2 separate regions of the Homo sapiens genome follow, and region 2 is linked to region 1. The links are chromatin loops, found by intact Hi-C in ENCODE. Cell type or tissue: chondrocyte. All regions are shown on one strand. Each heading gives the region's core, and the rest is flanking DNA. Links, peaks and the distances in the headings are about the cores only.

Region 1 (10,703 bases), core at 3,030-8,029:
GTATAACTGGGAAGGTTTGGAGGCAGAAATTAGCAAACCATGGTCAATAGGCCAAATATAGCCCACTTATTTTCAATTGCTTGTTTTGTATTTTAAATACGGCAAAATTGAATAGTTGGCCCACAAAGCTAAATATACATATTATCTGATGCTCTGCAGAAAACATTTGCCAATGCCAGTTCTAGAGGACTATTCTAAAGCACCATTAGAGAATTTTAAAAATATAATTTCTTTCTCTTTCCCAAACTCAGGTATACTCTGCATGATGATGATGATGATGATGATGATGATTATTATTATTATTATTTTTGAAAAGGAGTCTCACTCTGTCACCCAGGCTGGAGTACAGTGGTGCGATCTCTGCTCACTGCAACCTGTGCCTCCAGGTTTCAAGCGATTCTCCTGCCTCAGCCTCCCAAGTAGCTGGGACTACAGATGTGCACTGCCGCGCCCGGCTAATTTTTGTATTTTTACTAGAGATGGGGTTTCGCCATGTTGGCCAGGCTGGTCTTGAACTCCTGACCTCAGGTGATCCGCCTGCCTCTGCCTCCCAAAGTACTGCAATTACAGGAGTGAGCCACAACACCCAGCCTATTATTTTTATAATTATTATAAGAATGTCCAGTCATCTAATCCATTCCAAGTGAAATCATCTGATTACTTTTATTATATAATTATCTTAATTATATTATTTATCTGCTTAAAAATCTTCAGTGGAAATGTATTAACTTTCTTGTAAAATCATATTACACCTGGAATTCAAGGTTTACTCCATCTGCCTGTTACTTAAAATTTCAGCCGTGACTTCCACTATTCAAGCCAACTTCTGCTATACACAGTTGCCTTAAGATGACTTCTTTGCCTTGCTTATGTTTGGTCCCTGTTGTATTTTAAATCTGCAAACTTTTCAGCATTTCTCTTTTCAAAAGGTGCAGCTTAATTCGCCTCTGGACTTGGAAAATCACTTCTACTGAGTAGAATGTGGTATAAATGATGCTATGTGACTTTCCAGACTCTGCCATAAAAGGAACATTCCAGGCTATGCCATAAAAGGAACATTTCCAATCACTCACTCTGCAGAAGCCAGCTGCCATGTCAGGAGGACATTCAAGCAGCCCTGTGATGGATCTGACAGCTCCTGGTAGCACCACCCTGGCTGCTGTGTAGTGAGCAGGCTTGGAAGCTGATCCTCACCCTTAGTCAAAATTTCTGGTGCACATCCCCGGCTAAAATCTCGACTGGACCTCATGAAAGACCCTGGGCCGGAGAACCACCCAGATCCCAAATTCCTGACCTACAGAAATTGTGGGAAATAATTTTAGACTACTAAGTGTGGGGGTAATTTATTATGCACCAATAGATACACCCACTTCACACCACCACCACCTTCATCTCTTCTACCATTTCCACCCTAACTGGCCTTCCGTGGAGTTGAACAGTTTGAAAAAGTTACTTGATCTCTTTTATCTTAGATTTCTCAAATAAGCATAATAAACTTATCTCTAGGATTGATGAAAGTATTGCATAAAAAAAATACAGGGAGAATCACAGTCCCTGAAACGTGGTAATGAAACACAGGACTAGCTGGATTTCCTAGGCTGACTAAGAATCCCTAAGCCTGCTGGGAAGGTGACTGTATCCACCTTTAAACACAGGGCTTGCAACTTAGCTCACACCCAACCAATCAGTTAGTAAAGAGAGCTCACTAAAATGCTAATTAGGCAAAAACAGGAGGTAAAGAAATAGCCAATCATCTATCGCCTAAGAGCACAGTGGGAGGGACAATGATGGAGATATAAACCCAGGCATTGGAGCCAGCAATGGCAACCCCTTTTGGGTCCCGTCTCATTTTATGGGAGTTCTGTTTTCACTCTATTAAATCTTGCAAATGCACACTCTTCTGGTCTGTGTTTGTTACGGCTCGAGCTGAGCTTTCGCTTGCCGTCCACCATTGCTGTTTGCCGCCGTCGCAGACCTGCTGCTGTCTTCTGTCCCTCCAGATCCAACAGGGTGTCCACTGTGCTGATCCAGTGAGGCAACCATTGCCACTCCTGATCGGGCTAAAGGCTTGCCATTGTTCCTACACAGCTAAGTGCCCAGGTTCGTCCTAATCGAGCTGAACACTAGTCACTGGGTTCCACAGTTCTCTTTTGTGACCTACGGCTTCTAAAAGAGCTATAACACTCACCTCATGGCCCAAGATTCCATTCCTTGGAATCTGTGAGGCCAAGAACCCCAGGTCAGAGAACACAAGCCTTGCCACCATCTTGGAAGCAGCCCACCACCATCTTGGAAGCGGCCCACCACCATCTTGGGAGCTCTGGGAGCAAGGACCCCCCAGTAACAGTAATGCTTATTAAGTGTGGCTATCTTGAGATTTTAGGACTGACATGTCATTACAGCTGTGAGTGCTTTCTCCTCTGGGAAGATGCTAGTGGCTTTCTTGTGGTCCTTCTCATTCCGTGACTTATGTTTTGCTGACTGCTCACCTGTTTCTCCCTCTTGCTGGACTATAAACTTCTATCAGATGGGGACACTGTCTTATGCATCTTTCATCCCCAATAGGTCTTACTTCAGATTGGCACACTCCACTAACACTTGAAGTAAGCAATATGAAATGTTTAAGTAATTTTGTATTGATGTGAAGATCTTTGAGGACAAAGGAGATGCCCTGAATGACAACACATCCATAGCCCACTCCCCGTGTCCTAGGCAAGCCCAGCTGTTAAGATCCCCTAAAAGTCTGCTCCAGTGATTGACGCTTAGTGTGGATTATGGACACTGTCTCCCACTTGCAGATAGGTATGATAAAATATAAATTTCAAAATTCTTTTATTTCTGCATGTTTCTTACTGTTTCTCAATTTCTGGACAAAAAAATCAGCATGTCTTCATCATTCCTCAGAACTGGTTGGGAGCTGATAGAGGATATTGCTTCTCCTTGGGAATGTGGGTCTGTGTGCTTAGCTGCCTTACATTTACATTCTCAAACACAGATTTTACAAGGTGCTAATCTTAGGCAGGCAGAATCAACATTCGAATGGTAGTTATTTAGCAAGAAAATGGATCCATTTGTCCTATACTCCATGAAGATGAGCCAAGGTCAATTCACTTTGCCTATTAAGATTTTGAAGATACCCGGTTGGATTACTTTTCACAGTAAAAGGTTATTTTCCACTGGGGTTTAGAAAAGATTTAAAAAATAAAAATAAAAACAAAAACCGTGAAGACTAATGTTAAGCCTTAGGGAAAACAAACTTTTAATGAAACTGCAATTTGCCAAGACTCAGCAAATTGCCTTTGTGAATAACTCACATACTATTAGCATTTAGAAAAGTGGTCCCATTGATGAAGGAAAATTACTGTTAGCTAAACCCATAGTGGGTGATTCCACATGGCATTCCAACCTTTCCAAACAAGTCACACCAGAGTTTTTGAGGGGACCTCTCAGAAGCTTTTGAACCAGAGCAACTCCATTTTGAATAGGAGCTGGGTAAAATGAGGCTGAAACCTGCTGGGCTGCATTCCCAGATGTTAAGGCATTCTAAGTCACAGGATGAAATAGGAAGTTGGCACAAGATACAGGTCTTAAAGACCTTGCTGATAAAGCAAGTTGAAGAAGCCGCCTAAAACCCACCCAAAACCAAGATGGCGATGAGAGTATCCTCTGGTTGTCCTCACTGCTACACTCATACCAGCGCCATGGCAGTTTACAAATGCCATGGCAATGTCAGAAAGTTGTCTAAAAAGGGGAGGCATGAATAGTCCACCCCTTGTTTAGCATATCATCAAGAACCATAAAAATGGGCAACCAGTAACCCTTGGGGTGCTCTGTCTGTGGTGTAGCCATTCTTTTATTCCTTTACTTTCTTAATAAATTTGCTTTCACTTTTCTCTTTGGACTTGCCCTGAATTCTTTTTTGCCCGAGATCCAAGGACCCTCTCTTGGGGTCTTGGTCTGGACCTCTTTCCAGTAACAGACCCACTTGACATTTTTTATGAGAATCAGTGTGGTCCACCATAGATTAATCACAATGCTTTCATGAACCTGTGCTGAGATTTTCTAATAGAGACCTTCAATCTGTGTATTCCTCTATAAGGAGTTTGTAAAGAGGCTTACTGATGGGTACAATCCAACAAGGCAGGGGAGATCATAACTTTTTTTCCATCAAATAATCCCTGGCCCAAGGCTAAGAATATGGGGACACTAGGAATATACTGCTCACGCTAAACTATGGTATTGAGAAAGCACATTGCCATCCAAGCACACGTAGCAGTTCGGCTTGTGCTGTGTGTAGCCCGGATGTTCATCTCATTCCAGAATTATGCAGGATATTTAGTGGCAGATTTCATCACGCTATGGTCCTTTCATCATATTTTCAAGGTGCATTTACTTGGGTAGCAATTATGGGATAGAAGCGAAGGAAAAATAGATAGTCATCAAGTTTTCAGATAGGTTGGTTTCAATCAATGCACTGAAGCTGAGGGTTATGAACTTAATCATGTATGGATAAATTGGGAGTCATTTTAAGTGCAATAGCAGAGTAGACATAAGGCTTTCATAGCTGACACCCAGAGCTGGCCTTGCTGCTCTAGTCTGAGTTGAGTGCTACCCTCTGTGTTCCATAAAAGTAAAGAATCTAAAAGGGAGAATGTTATAATACAGTGAGAAACTGTTTGAATATGAGAAGACATGATTCATTGAAGGTAAAATAACAGGATTTGGCAACATCCTGGAGAAAACAAAAACAATCATTGGGATATTTTTGGAAATTTAGTCACTCCAAACTATGTGGAAGATATTACATGAGAGAAATTAGTAAAAATAGCAACATGCTTAACAAGATTTGCTCCTTTGAAAGGTGGGCTGTCCTCACGTTGTTGGAAATGGACATGGAGGAAAGGTCCAGGGAGCGGGGTTTCATGTGGTTGCATGTTATGGAAATCCTGACCACAGTGACTCCTGGGTAACTATCTTCCATCTCACCTATCAGGAAGTCTGGGATAGACACGTCAGGGCTAGGGCAGCAGTGCCATCCTGGAGAAGGCGCTCCTGTGACTTCCCATTCAGGACCTGGTACAAGTTGGCATTTGTCATCCCTATCACTGTGACAAGGTCATACAGTGACTGCTTCCCCTCCTGATCTCACTTCTCCATTCGAGGGACAATAGAGAAAAAGGAGAAAGGCATCTTTATCAAGAAAGCCAAAGCCTTTCAGAAAACGGTGGGGTTTGGCTGATCTATCGCCTCTGGCTGGGCTGTGTCACATGGCAGTTGCTGTCTACAAAAGAGAAAAATCTGGAAAATGTGAATGCTTTTTGTACACACATTACCATTTAAAACGCACTTGCAGCTCTGGTAATCAGAAGAAGGTAGAATGTGTGTAAAGAAACTGCGGTATCTGCCACACTCATGTGTAGGAATTTCTCATCAGAAGCCCATAAGGTCTCAGTTTGGACCACAGAGAGGTGAACTGAAGACCTCTGCAGGCCTTCTGACCCTGAGCCCCTGTGGTTCCTCAAGTCCCTGCGCCAATATCACCATGGATTGGTACCACCTTTGGACTCGAGGTAAGCGGTGCACCCGACTTCTGTGTTCATACAACACAATATCACGAGTGGGCATTGTAAAGATTGTGTTACGTGCATCAACAACTAAATACACCCTAATTTTAACATTTTATTTTGCCTTTTATTTTGAAAAGTTATGTATTAAATATTATAAATAAAAATATCAATCTCTACTCCTCCCTCAGGAAGGTGGAGTATAACTTCCCACTGTTATGGGCCATACATAGTGAGTTCCTTCCAAAATACGGAAGGAAGTATGGAAAAGGGGAATTCTCCAGTACAGAAACCTGACAGGCACCATCTTAGTCGGGTGACAAGGACAATATCATCCGTGGTAAGTCATGTGGACCATAGGTACCCCTCCTGGGATGTGATAAAAATGGCACTTTATCTCTGTGGCCTTCTCAAAAATCCATCACCCTTGTCTGACCAAGAGAAAAAAATCATACAAACCAAAACTGAGGGACATTCTCTAAAATACCTGACTAATGCTCCTCAGATACGTCAAACTCATCCAAAACAATGGAAATTTGAGAGCTGTCATAGCCAGGAAGGGTCTAAGGAGACTTGGCAGTGACATGTAACGTGGTGTCCTGAATGGGATCCTGGACTAGAAAGCAGACATTAGGGGAACACTAAAGGCAACTGAACAAACTCCCGAGTTTGTGATAATGTGATAACGACAGGTCAGCATTGGCTCATGGACCGTGACAAATATCTGGTGCTAACATGAGATGTTACCAATGGAGGAGGCTGGGTTTGGTGCATATGGGAACTCTCTGTACTAGCTTCACTGTCTTACTGTAAATCTAAAACTGTTGTAAAATGAAAAGTTGATTTAAAAAAAATCAACCTTTGTGCACATCTCTACTGAAATACATGAATTCAACTTTTTCATTAAGCCTGAAGTTGGCTGAGGAAGGCCACTGCTTCCTATCCTAATACCTTCTCCGCTGGGCTAGAGGAGCCGGCCTCCTTGCAGAGACCTGGCTTTGTTCCAGTAGAGGCTGGCGTGTGGGCAAAGTGTCCAGAGCCTCTCCCCTCAATGGTTGGTCGCTGGGGAATATGTATGTGGATGCTGGTACTCTTCATTTCTGATTAAAACACACACACACACACACACACACACACACACTTGATGAAAAAGAAGATTAAAAGAAAAAACACCCCAGGGCACCCATAGTTATCTCAATTATTTATGGTATTTTGGAGTTCACCGAAGATCTAGCATTAACAAAAGCAGACTTATGGGTCTGTGTTTCATTTTCCTGGTGCTAATGGGGTAAGCACCACAAGCTACATAAGCATACGATATAAGGAAGTTTTTCTTTCAAATTGTAATCAATACCCATGTGGAAAACAACTGAGGTCCCAGGATTTATATCCAGTTACTTGTTTTTTTTTTTGTTTGTTTTGTTTGTTTGTTTTTAATTCAGTGCTTTCCTTTCTTTTATTCAAAAACTAAGATTACCTATGGGAAGGGCATGGCTGCAGCCTCCTGTAAATACCTGAGACCCTCTGTGGCCTTGAGCAAATCACTCAATCTCTCTGGGCCCTGGTTCTCAATCTGCATCCCCACCAGGAAAATTTACCATCCCCACCGCAGGTTTCTAAAAGCTGAAAATGTATGGACTGATAACTGTGAAATCAGAAGTCCTCTGAGATTGGTACAATGAGAAAATAACTTAGGTTTTACTATTATGAAGAGATTTCACAACACAATACATGCAAACTGAAGGTATAAATATCTGTGTACACATATACTCTTGCGTTTATGAGAGTTTATAAAACCAAAGAAGCATTCATTGATTTTTGTCTTATTGTAAAGTAAAAAGTAAGCAATAAAATGAGCCTTGTTCATAAAACACTAAAAATACTCCCCTTACCAGTAAAAACATACTTAACTAGTTACAGCCATTGCTATTTTGCTGGAAATTTGCATATCAACACAGTTCCTGAAGTTTGTCTATGATGATCATCACATTATATGGAGCTTTCTGTGGGAATATTCATTCTGATGGACACAATCTTGGTTTTCTGCTTTTACTTGGCTTCCTAGTGTTTTTTGACTGATGGCAGTGTGGCATATAGAAAAGAATAGGTAATGTGACGGCCAAAGTCACCTAACTTCTCTGAGCCTCAGTTTCCTTCTCTGTGAAATGTGCAACTGCTTGAATGTCTGAAATCGTGTCAGCAAAAAATCTCTTCCTATGACATTCCACAGGCCCTGAGAAATATCAGCTCTCTTCGCTCTTCAGTGGTGATTTTAAAATTTCAAAATTTATTGTCTGATGCATTTTACTTAATGCATGAGTGTATAAATTAAACTTTGTGTTAATACGTGTTGTACAAGAAAGACATTATAGGTGGCTTTAAGAGCAATTTCCTCACTCTCAGAAGAGTGAGTTGAAGATATAGACCCTAAATGTATTTATGTAATCTCCTCCCATGTACGCTTGTAGCCACACATTGTGTAACTCTCAGGATTCTTTCCGTTCTCGAATCCTACAGTAGGTCAGAAAACCAGCAGTATCAGTCACTATTCTAAGGTACAGCTAGGGTATGGCATGCACAGAGAAGAGAGAGCTCATATCTCCTAGCTCAGCACCACGACTCTATGCTTCTTTTTGTAAAATGGTCAAAGCTAAGTTATAATGATTCTCCAGAACTACAGACTATTTTCCTGTTGGAAAGACAGGATTGTGTGAAATTTCTTGTGGAAAGAATTCACTTACTTTCAAAAGATTTTCTTGATCTTTTATAATCATGTGTCATATTATAAAATAAAAGGATTTTTTTCACAAATACACATAATTTATATCTTTTTATTATGTTTGTATTTTATTTTATTTATGTATTTATTTATCTTGAGACAGGGTCTTGCTCTGTCCCCTAGACTGAGTGCAGTGATGCAGTCGTGGTTCACTGCAGCCTCCACCTCCCAGTCTCAAGAGATCCTCCCACTTCAGCCTCCCAAGTAACTGGGATTACAGCACATTCCACCACACCCAGCTAATTTTTGTGCTTTTTTTAGAGATGGGGTTTTTCCATGCTGCCCAGGCTGATCTCGAACTCCTGGGCTCAAGATGTCTTCCCATCTCAGCCTCCCAAAGTGTTAGGATTATAGTCATGAGCTACTGCACCCACTCGGACTTATGTGTGTATTTTAATGTTAATATAATTCAGAAAAATGAGAAAGGCCATTCTTTTTATAGCTTTTCCCAAATCAACATACATATGAAAATAAAAACTGGTCTGCTCAATGAACTTAGAGGTATTTTAAAAGCAAACGTACACTTGGGCTTGCTATGATCGTATCATTGTTAATTCCTGTTGATCCGATTTTATAGTGATTTATTTAGATTTTCTGCAAGAGACTCAAATATCAAATGTCCAGCAAATTGCACTTAGATGGAACTAGAAAATTCTAATGTATTTTAAACAGTTGTTAAATTACCTGCATTGGCTTATCTCATCTTTGAAATTTGCTGATCCTGCTTCTGAATACTGATCATGGTTCTAGCTTTTTATTTATACTGTTTAATCTTAGATCTGCACATTAATTATAGTTATGCAGAGCAACATAACTTCTTGTAAGCTTAATTGTGTTTTGAACCAATGGGAAAAGGTACTGACTTCCTACGTAGCTGATACACAGCCTATAGCCTCCAAGCACTGAGAAAATGTATTTGGCAGAACTGCAGATACAGCAGATACTTATCAAATTGTGTAAGAAGTGCTCTTTCTAAATGGAAGACAGCTGTATTCAAAATGCATAAATGTGAGTAAAAATGTACACTTGCTATCAACACACGTACTTATTGAGCAAGCAAGATAAAATACTACATATTAAGTGTGAAATCCCTACCTCACATCCTTCTAACTTGAACATACAGAATCTACAGGCATATTTATTACCTATTATAATAAAGAGCTTATTTAGATAGAGTTAAGAGAAGTAATGAATAAAAGTGAACATATTCTGCAGAATAAAATATCAACTTGATTGTCCAGAGTTTGTTAAGAGAAGACTTCCATAGCTTAATATAGTTGCTAGGGTATTTTGTCTTTTCTGAACAATCTTGTAGGTGTCTGAAAGAAGGTGCTTTTCCTTTCTATATTATAAAGATATGTTTACTGTAAACAGAAGTATAGAATTAACCTTGTGGAAATTATAACAGGTGGGGCAATAAGAATGTGTCAGCCTCCCAATACAACAGCAACTGCACAATGTAAGAGCCTTCTGCCTTCTAATGCATGTGAAAGGTCATAATGATAGAAGACGCTTATTCAGAAAACTTTAGGAACACTAGTTTAATAAATGCATAGCAATAGTTTTTATTTTCTCTTAAACCAAAAAAAATCATTTTTATTGGTCTAAGGACATACTAGTTTTCATCTAGATCTATATATTATTTATATTTGGATGGCATAACATTCAAGATGTGGTAAGTGAGCCTAACTTGAAGCTAACATTTGACACAAATGTTTTCTATTTTTCTTTGTGTCTGTGTGTGTGTGCACGTGTATGTATACATATAACATAAATTATTGTTTTCTCTATTTATCATCCTTCTCAACCACCCGAAATGAATATTTTAAAATATTTAAACTATAGTCATAACATCTCCCATCCACCCCACACGAATACCACCAACAAATTAATGAAGGAAGAAAGACAATCAGTGTGGATATTGAGCACTTCATTTAAAAAAGTTCCTGTTCCATTTGGATTCACTAAGGTCGTGACTGATTTAAAAAATACCTCACCATCTTTTATAATATAAATATAGAAATTTTAGCTGACAATTTTGTTCAGATAATTAGTTACAACCATAAAATAGTGATTCCTGGTAAAAGGAAAGAAAAAAGCCCTCATCATTACCTTAACCAAAATAAATAGTTTATGAATAGCTTCTATGAATCATTTTACTAAACTTCAGCATTTTAGGATCCTAAGAGCACTTGCTGTGGGTGATGGTTTTCATTTATATGGAAGTCAAATTTTCTTAATTTTACCTTAAAAAAAAAAAAAACTATGTTCAAATATCTAAGCAACCTGGGATACAAAACAATGATCAAAAATGACCTTTAGAGGTGGCTTCAAAGTTTAGAATTTTATAAATTTATTTA
Region 2 (10,703 bases), core at 3,821-8,820, 60 kb before region 1:
ACTTCCTCCAGTTTTCCCCCATTAAGTTTGTAGATTACTTTTTCGATGTAAACCTATTCCTAATATTAAGGAAATATCCTTTCAGTCTTTATTTAAAAAGAGGCATCTGGAGGAAAAGATGCCTTTAACCCTGACATTCTACAATCTTTTGATCTGTTTATAGCTTTTCTGATATGTTCAATGTTTACTTCTTCTAGCCAGAATATAAGCTCCTTGAGAACTGGGGATCAATTTCATTCACTCTTGAATCTGCTGCACCTGTGAATGACTAAGAAATTAAAAATTCCATTTCAAAAGTCATAAGAACTTCCTGTTACTGCAAATAGGTAAAAAGTCTGAAGTTAGAGACAGTTTTGAAGTTATTTATTTAGTAATCATTTCAGTTTTACTGTTTGAAAATTTTCTTTTTATTTTTAAGTCAACTTAAGTAATTTTCTTCCGGAGAACAATTCATTTTATAAAAACTTTATCATTGTTAATGTGCAATTTAAACATTATTCTTAATATTTAAAGATATTTATCTATATTAAGGACTCCTTTAATACTGATTTTCTATAGTTATGGCATTTAATTTCTTAGTATCTTGATTATATCTGTCAAGAATTTGTCTATGCATTTTTTTTAATTTGCTAGAATGTACCTAAGAAAGTACAAGTTTTTTTTCTTGGTTTCTGACTTATTGATCTTTGCTTTTATCTTTATCTCTTTCCTCTTGACATTCTTGTTCTCCCTTTAAAACCAACTGAGATTAACATTTAAGACACTATGCTACCCTGCTTCAAACTATACTACAGGGCTACAGTAACAAAATAGCATGGGACTGATACAAAAACAGACACATAGACCAATGGAACAGAACAAATAACCAGAAATAAGACCACGTACCTACAACTATCACATCTTCAACAAACCTGACAAAAACAAGCAATGGGAAAAGAACTTCCTATTCAATAAACGGTGCTGAGATAACTGGCTAGCCATATGCAAAAGGTTAAAACTGGACCTCTTCCTTACATCATACACAAAAATAAACTCAAGATGGATTAAAGACTTAAATGTAAAACCCAAAACTATAAAAACCCTGGAGGACAACCTAGGCAATACCTTTCAGGACATAGGCATGGGCAAAGATTTCATGACAAAGACATCAAAAGCAAATTTGCAACAAAGGCAAAAATTAACAAATGAGATCTAATTGAACTAAAGAGCTTCTGCACGGCCAAAGAAACTATCAACGGAATAAACAGACAATGTACAGAATGGGAGAAAATTTCTGCAAACTATGCATCGGACAAAGGTCTAATATCCAGCATCTATAAGGAACTCGACAAATTTACAAGAAAAAAACAATCCCATTAAAAAGCAGGTAAAGGACATGAACAGACACTTTTCAAAATAAGACATAAATGCAGCCAACAATCATGAAAAAAAGCTCAACATCACTGATCATTAGATAAATGCAAATCAAAACCACAATGAGATACCATCTCGCACTAGTCAGAATGGCTATTATCAAAAGTAAAACAGTAATAGACGCTGGCAAAGTTGTTAAGAAAAGGGAATGCTTATACACTGTTAATGGGAGTATAAATTAGTTAAACCATTGTGGAAGATAGTGTGGTGATTCTTCAAAGACCTAGAGACAGAAAAACCATTCAACCCAGCAATCCCATTACTGGGTATATACCCAAAGGAATATAAATTGTTCTGTTATAAAGACACATGCATGTATAAGTTCATTGCAGCACTATTGATAATGGCAAAAACATGGAATCAAACTAAATGTCTATCAATGACAGGCTGGATAAAGAAAATGTGATACAGATACATGGTGAAATACTTTCAGCCATAAAAAAGAATGAAATCATGTCATTTTCAGGGACATGGTTGGAGCTGGAGGCCATTATCCTTAGCAAACTAATGCAGGAACAGAAAAACTAAATACTGCATATTCTCGCTTGTAAGTTGGAGCTAAATGATAAGAACACATGGACACATAGAGGGAAACAACACACACTGTGTCTATCCGAGGGTGGAGGGTAGGAGGAGGGAGAGGATCAGGAAAAATAACTAATGGGTACTAGGCTTAATACCTGGGTGATGAAATAATCTGTACAACAAACCCCCATGACAAAAGTTTACTTATGTGACAAACCTGCACATGTACCCCTAAACTTAAAAGTTAAAAAAGAAAGAATTATCCATTCTGAACCACAAAAATAAAATATTTTTTTTAAAGGCAAACAGAACCTAAAGGACCTAGGGAACTAAAGCAAAAGATCTAATATTTGTATCATCACAGGCCTAGAAGGAGAGAAAAGGGAAGGGCTGAAAAACTGTTCAAAGCTAAAAACTTCCCATTTGGTGAAATACATAAACCTACAGATTCAAGAAGCTGAGAAAACTCCAACAAGGTAAACCTAAAAAAATCCATACCAAGACATATAATAGCCAAACTTCTGAAAACTAAACACAAAGGAAAGGTCTTGAAGTTACAGGAGAGAAAGAAAAATTCATAATTACAGATGGATACTTCAAAACACCTTTCTCAATAATTAATAGAATAACTACAGAGAATATCAGCAAGAAATAGGAGAATTTAACAACACCATTACCCAACAGTATCTAATCAACACTTAAAGAACACATTAGTAAACAACTACAGATTATACATTCTGTTCTCCCACTGAACATTCACAAAAGTGGACCATATCTGATACCATTAAACATACTTCAATCATTTCAAAGAACTGGAATCATGCTGAGTGTGTCCTTTGACCATAGCAGAATCAAAGCAGAAACTAATAACAGAAATATAAAGGAAAATCTCCAAAAACTTGAAAACAAAATATTGCACCTTTAAATAGCCTGTGAATCAAAGAAATCTCAAAGGAAATAAATAATAAGTTGAACTAAATAAAAATAAAAATACATCCACAAATACAAAATCTGTGGGGTGCAGCTAAAGCATTGTTTAGAGGAAAATTTATAGCACTGAGTCCATACATTAAAAAAGACAAATAGCCTCAAATTAATAGTCTAAGTTTCTACATCAAGAAATTAGAAAAGAAGAGCAAAATAAACCCAAAGCAAGTAGGAGGAAAGAAATAAGGATAAGAACATATATCAATGAAATTGAAAACAGAGAGTAAAAATAAATAAAATAAACTTAGTTTTTTAAAAAAATTAGTAAAATTAACAAAAATCAAACTAGCAAGCTTCAGACCTCATACACATATCTTATAGACTGAAACATCATTATTAAAATATTTCCCAATAGAGTTCAGCAATATATAAAGAAAATGATATACCACAAGTAAATTCTTATTCTAGGGATGCCAGACTGGTTTACTACTTTTAAAAATCAATCAGTGTAATCCACTGTATTCACAAGCTAAAGAAGAAAAAAAATCACATGATCACACCAATTTAGGAGAAAAAATCTTTTGACAAAATTCAACACGCACTTGACAAAATTCAACACGCACTTTACAAAATTCAGCACATATTAATGACAAAAATTATCAGTAAGGAATAGAGGGTGGTTTCCTCAACTTGATAAAGAATTTCCTGTCTACAAAATGCTATAGTTAGCATCAACTTAATGTTAAAATGCTAAATGGCTTTCCACTAAAATTGAGATTTAGGTGAGAATGTTCACTCTCACCATTGCTATTCAACATCATACTGGAAATTCTTACTATCATAGTGTCTAATAAGAAAAGAAAAGTAAAGAGAATCCATACTGATCAGAAAGAAAGAAATTCACCTATTTGTAGATCACATGATTGTCTACGTATAAAATCTCAAAGGATCTAAAAAACAAACCAACCAGCAAACAAAAGCTTCCTACCACAAATGAGATCAATATGTTCACAAGATACTAAATCAGCACACAAAAATGAATTGTATCTCTACAAACTAATAAGGAAGAGAGAGAAACCGAAACTGCAAATATAGTACCATTGTAATAGCTACAAAAAGATCAAGTACCTAGGTGTAACTCTAACAGAGCATGTATAGAATTTGTGTGCTGAAAATTACAAAATGCTGATGAAAGAAATCAGAGACAATCTAAACAAATGAAGAGAGGATCTTTGCTCATGAACTGGAAGACTCAACATAACAATTTTCCCAAAATTGCTACAAACACTGAACACAATTCCTATCAAAATTCTAGCAAATTTTTTATAAATTCAAAAAAGATTATTCTAAAATTTACATGGGAAAGCACAATCCTAAGAATAGCTAAACAAATTTTGAAAGAGAATAATGAAGTGGGAGGAATATTCACTCTGCCCTGTTTCCAGGTTTATTACGTAGCATTGAGACTATGGGACTGGCAGGGATGGGGATACACACAAAGATAAACGAAATAGAAAAATGGACCAGTAACAGCCTCACACAGGAACAGCCAACTGATTTTTCAGAGGTACTAAAATAATTCAATGGAAGACAGATAGTCTTTTAAACAAAAAATAAATCTTAACCTAAACCACACATTTTATACAAAAGGTAACTAAAAATGGTTTAAATGTAAAACACCAAAGTATAGTTTTTCAGAATAAAACACAGGAAAAAAAATTCAGAACTTGGGCTTGATGAAGAGTACTCAGATGTGGTATCAAAAGCTCAATTCATAAAAGAAAAAGATCCATGAATTGAACTTTATCAAAACAAAAATTTTGCTCTGTGAAAGACTCCATTAAAAGGATGGAAAGACAGCTACAAACCAAGGGATAATATTTGCAAAACATATATCAGTTAAAGGACTCATATTTAGAATTTGTAAAGATCTCTCTGAGCTCAACAGTAAAAAACAAAATGATCCAATTAGAAAATAGGAAATAACATGAAGAGATCTTTCACTGAAAAAGACATACAGATAGAAAAAAAGCACATAAAAAGTTCAACATCACTAACCTTAAAAAATGCAAATTAAGGTCACAGGAGATATCACAAAACACCTATTAGAATAGCCAAAATAAAAACTAGTGACAACACCAAATGCTATCGGTGGCACAGAGAAACTCAGTCATTCATACGTTGTTGGTGAAAATATGAAACGATTCTGACCCTTTGCAAAATCACTTGGAAAATTCTTGAACAACAACAACAACAATAACAAAGCATACAAATATCCTATGACCAAGCAGTCACACACCTGGGCATTTATATCAGAAAAGTGAGAGCTTGCCAGAAAACTGGTACACAATTGTTGGTAGCCTTTTTATTCGCAGTTGCCAAAATCTGGAGACGAGCAAAATGTCCTTCAATGTGTGAATGGTTACACAGATCACGGTACATCAGTGCCATGGAACACTATTCAGCACTAAGAAGGAAAAACTCTTGATGCACAAGCAGCTCAGAGGAATCTCCAGGGAATATGGCTGAGTGACGGAAGTCAGTCCTAAGGGTTACATAGTATATGATTCCATTTATACAATATCCTTGAAATAACAAAATTTTAGAGATAGAGGAAGATTGGTGATTTCCTGGCTTTAAGAATCATGCGAGTTGCAGGTGGATGTGCCTGTAAAGATCTTCATGGTGACAGAACCATTCTGTGTCTTGTTTACGGTGGAGATCACTCAAGTCTGCATGTGATACAGTGACATAGACCTACACAAACATTGCAAGAGTGTCAGTTTCCTGGTGTGGATATTGTACCATAGTTCATAAGCTGCAGCCATTGGGGGAAGCTAGGTGAAAGGTTCAGGAGACCTTCTTGTACTATTTTTGTAACTTCTTATAGATCTATAATTATTTCAAAATAAAAAGTTTTAAAAAGGACCTACAGGTGTTAATTCAATGTTGAACAGACGCAAGGGTTCCAGAGGGTCTCAGCTTGTCCTCACTTGTTTCCTGTGCTGTGCCCAGCAGACCAACAGTGACCCCAAGCCACACACCAGGCAGACCACCAAGGTGACTTCCCAGGTGGTAAGGACTTCTCGACTTCTTCGCCTGGAGGACGCACCTAGCAAATCAGACTTTCCCACAAGCTCCTGCCTGTCCACCTGCCCCTCTTGTCCTCTGCCTCCTGATTTCAGAGCATCTCTTCTCCATTCATGTAACCCATGACTCCTGTATCGACCTCTTTTCCTGGAATGCCGATCCGGGGTCTGTGTTCTCGGCTGTTTCCTCCTGGCCCCCTCCCAACCAGCGAGGCTCCTCGGGCTCTCAGCTTCCCCGGCTTCTGCTTTACCAGCGCAAACCTCCGTTCCTTCCTGAACTCCCTCCCTTCTCGTTCACCTTGTCGTGCCCTGCTTATATTTTGCTACCAGCTCATTTTCCTTAAATACTAAACCAACAGTGTCCTTAATAAGATCATTAAATTCCATACGTTTAGGCTGGAGGAGAAGAAATCAAGGTCTAACCACAGGAGAAACAGCTTCCTCAGGGTGTTTGGGCGCCAGGGATGGATAACATCTCTTCATTCTCAGTCTGGTCCTAGAAATTCTCACCAGCTTTCCAGTTTCTAGCCCAGCAGGTATGAACTCCCGGTCTGTCCTCTTGTTGGATGACCTCACATACTTTCATGGCTAAATGTGTTGACTGAATACATGTTTCCTGGTCTTTATTCCCGCCTGTGTGTGGAGTGGCTTGGGGAGGGGCACGGAGTCTTCTCATTCCTGTGAGGCTGCAAAGGCCATATGTGACCAGGCCGTGAAGGCATTGAGTGCCAACCGGAGGGGTCAGGATTTTGTTCTAGAGCAATGGGACACCACTGGAGATTGTTGTAGAAGAGACATAAAGGCCATATTTGTATTTTAACAGCGATGAGTGAAACAGCCACGAAGGGACCGGGGCAGTGAGTGGGGAAGAGGCACTAGAAAGTGATGCAGCTCTCCAGGTGAGGGGCTGCAGGAGACGGGGCTGGTGCAGCCCCCCAGGAGTGATGAGGAGCATCTAGGGTGGAACCCACCAGCTCAGGGACTGTCTGAACACGCCTGGGAGGGGAGGGGGCTGTGATGACACTGTCGTGTCTGGCCTGGGAGACTGGGGGGATGGTTAACCATAGACAGAATGGGAAACAACAGAAAGTGAGTATGTGGGTGGAGGGAGAAATATTTTTGAGCACTTTTGGTTGGGCTGAGTGGAAATGCCTCTTTGGCATCCATGTCAGCGTTTTGACAAGATCAGGGGAAGTGTGTGCAGAAGAGAGTCTGAGGACAGGCTCAGGATGGAGGGTGTCATTGGCGAGTTTGGAATAGTAGCCAAGGCAGTTACAATGGGACAGCAGAAAGAGAGGAGGGAAAAGGGCTCTATCTGAACCCTTGAGAAATACTTAGTGGTGGGTAGAGAGAGAACCACAACACTCAGCACATTGAGTATTGCCTTACTACAGAAGAAATGACAACGGTCTGTGCTTCCATCAGCTGACAGCTCTGAGTCCTGACTCCAGTTCAGGGTGCCCTGGGAGACGGAACAAGACACTGATGAATTGGTGAAGTTCCTTGCACTTTATTCATTTTGCTAGAAATAGTATGAATGATAATAATAATAATACCTATAAATTGCTATTAGATGTTTTGTATACATTATCCCATTTAATCTTCACATCTTACCAAAAAGTTTTGGAAGGTTCAGAAACCTGCCCAAGGTCACAGAGTGGTGACAGGCAGTGGGGAGCTGGCCCACATCAGCCCTCTGGCCCTGTAGCCCACCTCTTTATGGAACGTAGCGCTGGGGTGATACTGGCACAATTCTGCCTGTGCCTGGGCTCAGGTCTGGCACACACATAAAACTCTCTACCCATTTCCCATGGCTGCCAGAATGCAGTGCACGTCATGAAAATTTTTCCAGCTCTCCTCTAGTAGCCCCATTTCGCACAATGAACCTTTTCTTCCTGTTTACTAAGTGTTTACACTGTCCTTTTAATCAGATATTACAAGAGCAGCTTTTTCCCTCTGCTTTTAACTAGAAAGGACTCATTTTAGAGAGTGTCTCGTGCTGCTTTTGTCTGCTCCTCCACAGAATCCATTTGTTGTCATTTTCATTCTTTCTCACTAGAAAGTGCTGCTCATCAGAGTGACAAAAAATATGAAGCATAAAACTGTATTTCCCCACACCCCAAATTAAGCCTTCCAGAAGGACATTAATATGCCCCAATTCTTTCTATCTGTTGAATTTTTCAGCAACTCAATCCCAAAACCATTTTTATATTTGGTCACATATGAGTTGAATGAGAGTAATTGACACTAATGATTTCAGCTCATATTTACTTGCTCTATTGTTTCATTTTGACTCTGTTTTTCCCTCTCCATTTCTGCCTTTCTCCCCCTGTATGTTAAGTTCCACCGAGATCTATCTTTGTTTCACAGAGTTCCACAACTCGGAAGCTAATCATATCCCAGAACACTGATCCTGATGTCCTGCGGTGTTTGGAATTTACATTAGTTGTTTTTTCACCCACTTTTGGTTAGGGATCATTTCACTGTGGATATCATACTCTGGCAAACACATGCTCATGCAGATACACACACGTTCACAAACAGATATCTCAAGTTAAATATTCATGATACCCAACATTATCATAGGGTTTTTCATACAAAGAAATGGCCAGTGTTGTCATTCAAGGCCTGGAGTACCTTATGCAGAGAATACTAAACAGCCCATTATTACCTCCACGATGTGACAGACGAGCTTCAACGGAGACTAATAACAATAAATTAACGTATCCTGAGTTTGAGGGGGAAAAGCAGGACAAAGGAGCTCTGAAATTGGAGATAACTATTATTGTATATTTTGATTTGGACTCTCTTGAATTAGGTTTGAATATCAGGTTAAAATTTTTACATCATTGTCCATTTCTGAGAGAATGAAGTTGACTTGTAGGAAGATAGTCAATGGCAGTGATTTCAGTTAAATCAAATGGAAACCAAGTTTGAAAAGAAAATAGATTTATCTTTCCACTTCTTGGGAATGTATTTCAGACATGCAGCATGTTCATCTCCTATTATTTAGTGATCTTTACAAAAAAAACATGCAACCTTTGAATTCAACCTTCTCTTTCATTTCAACTTAGATACAGATGTCCTCTTTTGGGAATTAAATATAGTATGTCATGTGCCAACAGAAGGAAGGGAAAATTTAGAATTCACTCCATAGCCAACGGATGGCAACTGGCCTAGGGAAAATGGATGATTAGAATGGAAGAGTCACATTGCAATCCCAAACTTGCACCCTGCTGAGGCCACAAAGACCCTGGGTTTCAATATGCAGCCTCCTCCACCCTGATTTCCACCCCTTCTGTGAAAAACAACGTACTCTGGGGCTGAACTGGTAGCTGTAATTAATAGAACTGAAACTGCAAACTATCTCATCACAAGTTCACCATCGCGTTCATATAATTTAAAGAAAAGGTCACATCTTAGCTTGAAATAGAGTAGAGATCACTATGGACATGAATGTTTTATGTAGAATAAGGTATGTATTTACTTAGAAATGCAGTATGCGCATATACTAGTTATCCCGGATGTATTAATTCATTCATTCGATCAGCAAACACTTAGGAAGTACTCACTATGTATTAGGTGCTTTGCTGAACTCCAGGGACCCAAAACTGAATAAATCTCTTAACTCTATGGAGTTCATGATTTAATTTAACCATATGAGGGTTTAGAAAATACACATCTGCAGAGAGGGTACTGAAAAGGCTGAGAAATGAGGTTATGATATGAAACTATGCCTCCTTATAATTGAGAAAAGCTAGATATTTCAAAAAGATAAATTACTGGGACAAGTTTCTGAAGAAAGTGACACAATGTGTCAACATCAAGAACAAATGTCAAATGTCAATAGTTTATCTAACAATGAAATGTTGTTGGAAGCTTTGTATGAGAGAGCTCTAAAAGTCCCCCTCACTGTCTGAATTCCCTCCTGGTGTGGAGGCAGAGAGAGGCCCTGAGTTCTCATGAGGGTGAGGATGATTCCCTTGCACCAGGTCAAGGCAGGAGAACAGGAGCCAGGAAGCTCAACTCCAGGGAACCAATAGTTCTTCCAATGAAGTGTCTAATCCTAAAGGACCCAGGGCTAGGCAGGAGTGACCAGACAGACCTGCAACATAAAGTGGGCAAGTTCGGGTGTGTACGAATCTAGAACAGCCGCAGAATGCTTCCTGGAAGGATGTTTGAAGGGACAGGAGCCATTGAGGGGGGAAAACTGGTTTAGAGACACACCGGAAATGCCTAAGAACTGGCAAAAGACACCTGTGGAGAGACGTGTGAGCTATGCACTTCTCAAACGTTCACTTGTCTTTTGGATAATTGATCAGCAAATATATCTAACTGACCACTATATACAAAACAATGTACTTTGGAGTAGGGGATGGGTATAGAAAGAAACATAGAACAGGACTCATGCTTTAAACAGCTTTCCATCTGTTTAAGTAATGTAGGTCTGACCTACACCAAACTTTTATAGTCATGTTGCCTATAGCTGAGGGAAAGTTTCAGGAGTGATTTTAGGAATAAAAATACATAGGAGAGAGGGATGCTGTTCTAATAAAAAGAACACCACATTTGGAATTGAAGTGTTGTTTCTGTCACTTATTAGTTGTATTACTTTTATGCAATCCTCTATATACTCTGAAACTCAGTTCTCTTTGGGAAAGTCCAAGCACTATGCCCACCTTATCAATTAGGCTTATTTGGTTTTGAGCAACAGAAGTGTGTTATGACCAACTGAAGCAGCAAATGGTT

Evidence for each region. Hi-C counts contacts between places; a loop is a spot of excess contacts. Peaks named below come from ENCODE experiments on the same cell type or tissue, not always from the same donor. Only the 100,000 strongest peaks of a DNase experiment are listed, where the experiment ranks them.
Region 2: a loop joins it to region 1, with 2.9 times the contacts of the local background. A loop is called at or near these places in 1 of 110 quality-filtered maps.

What each region holds. Positions count from the first base shown.
Region 1 is chr18:75,929,804-75,940,506 of GRCh38, reverse strand. No RefSeq gene overlaps it. Among named protein-coding and RNA genes, the nearest start is that of LINC01898, 220 kb to the right of the region's middle. RefSeq lists enhancers at 1,634-2,133, 2,792-3,334. In chondrocyte, for the core only: no CTCF peak of the experiment used is centred there; no DNase peak of the experiment used is centred there.
Region 2 is chr18:75,990,551-76,001,253 of GRCh38, reverse strand. No RefSeq gene overlaps it. Among named protein-coding and RNA genes, the nearest start is that of LINC01893, 210 kb to the left of the region's middle. In chondrocyte, for the core only: no CTCF peak of the experiment used is centred there; a DNase peak (open chromatin) is centred at 6,154.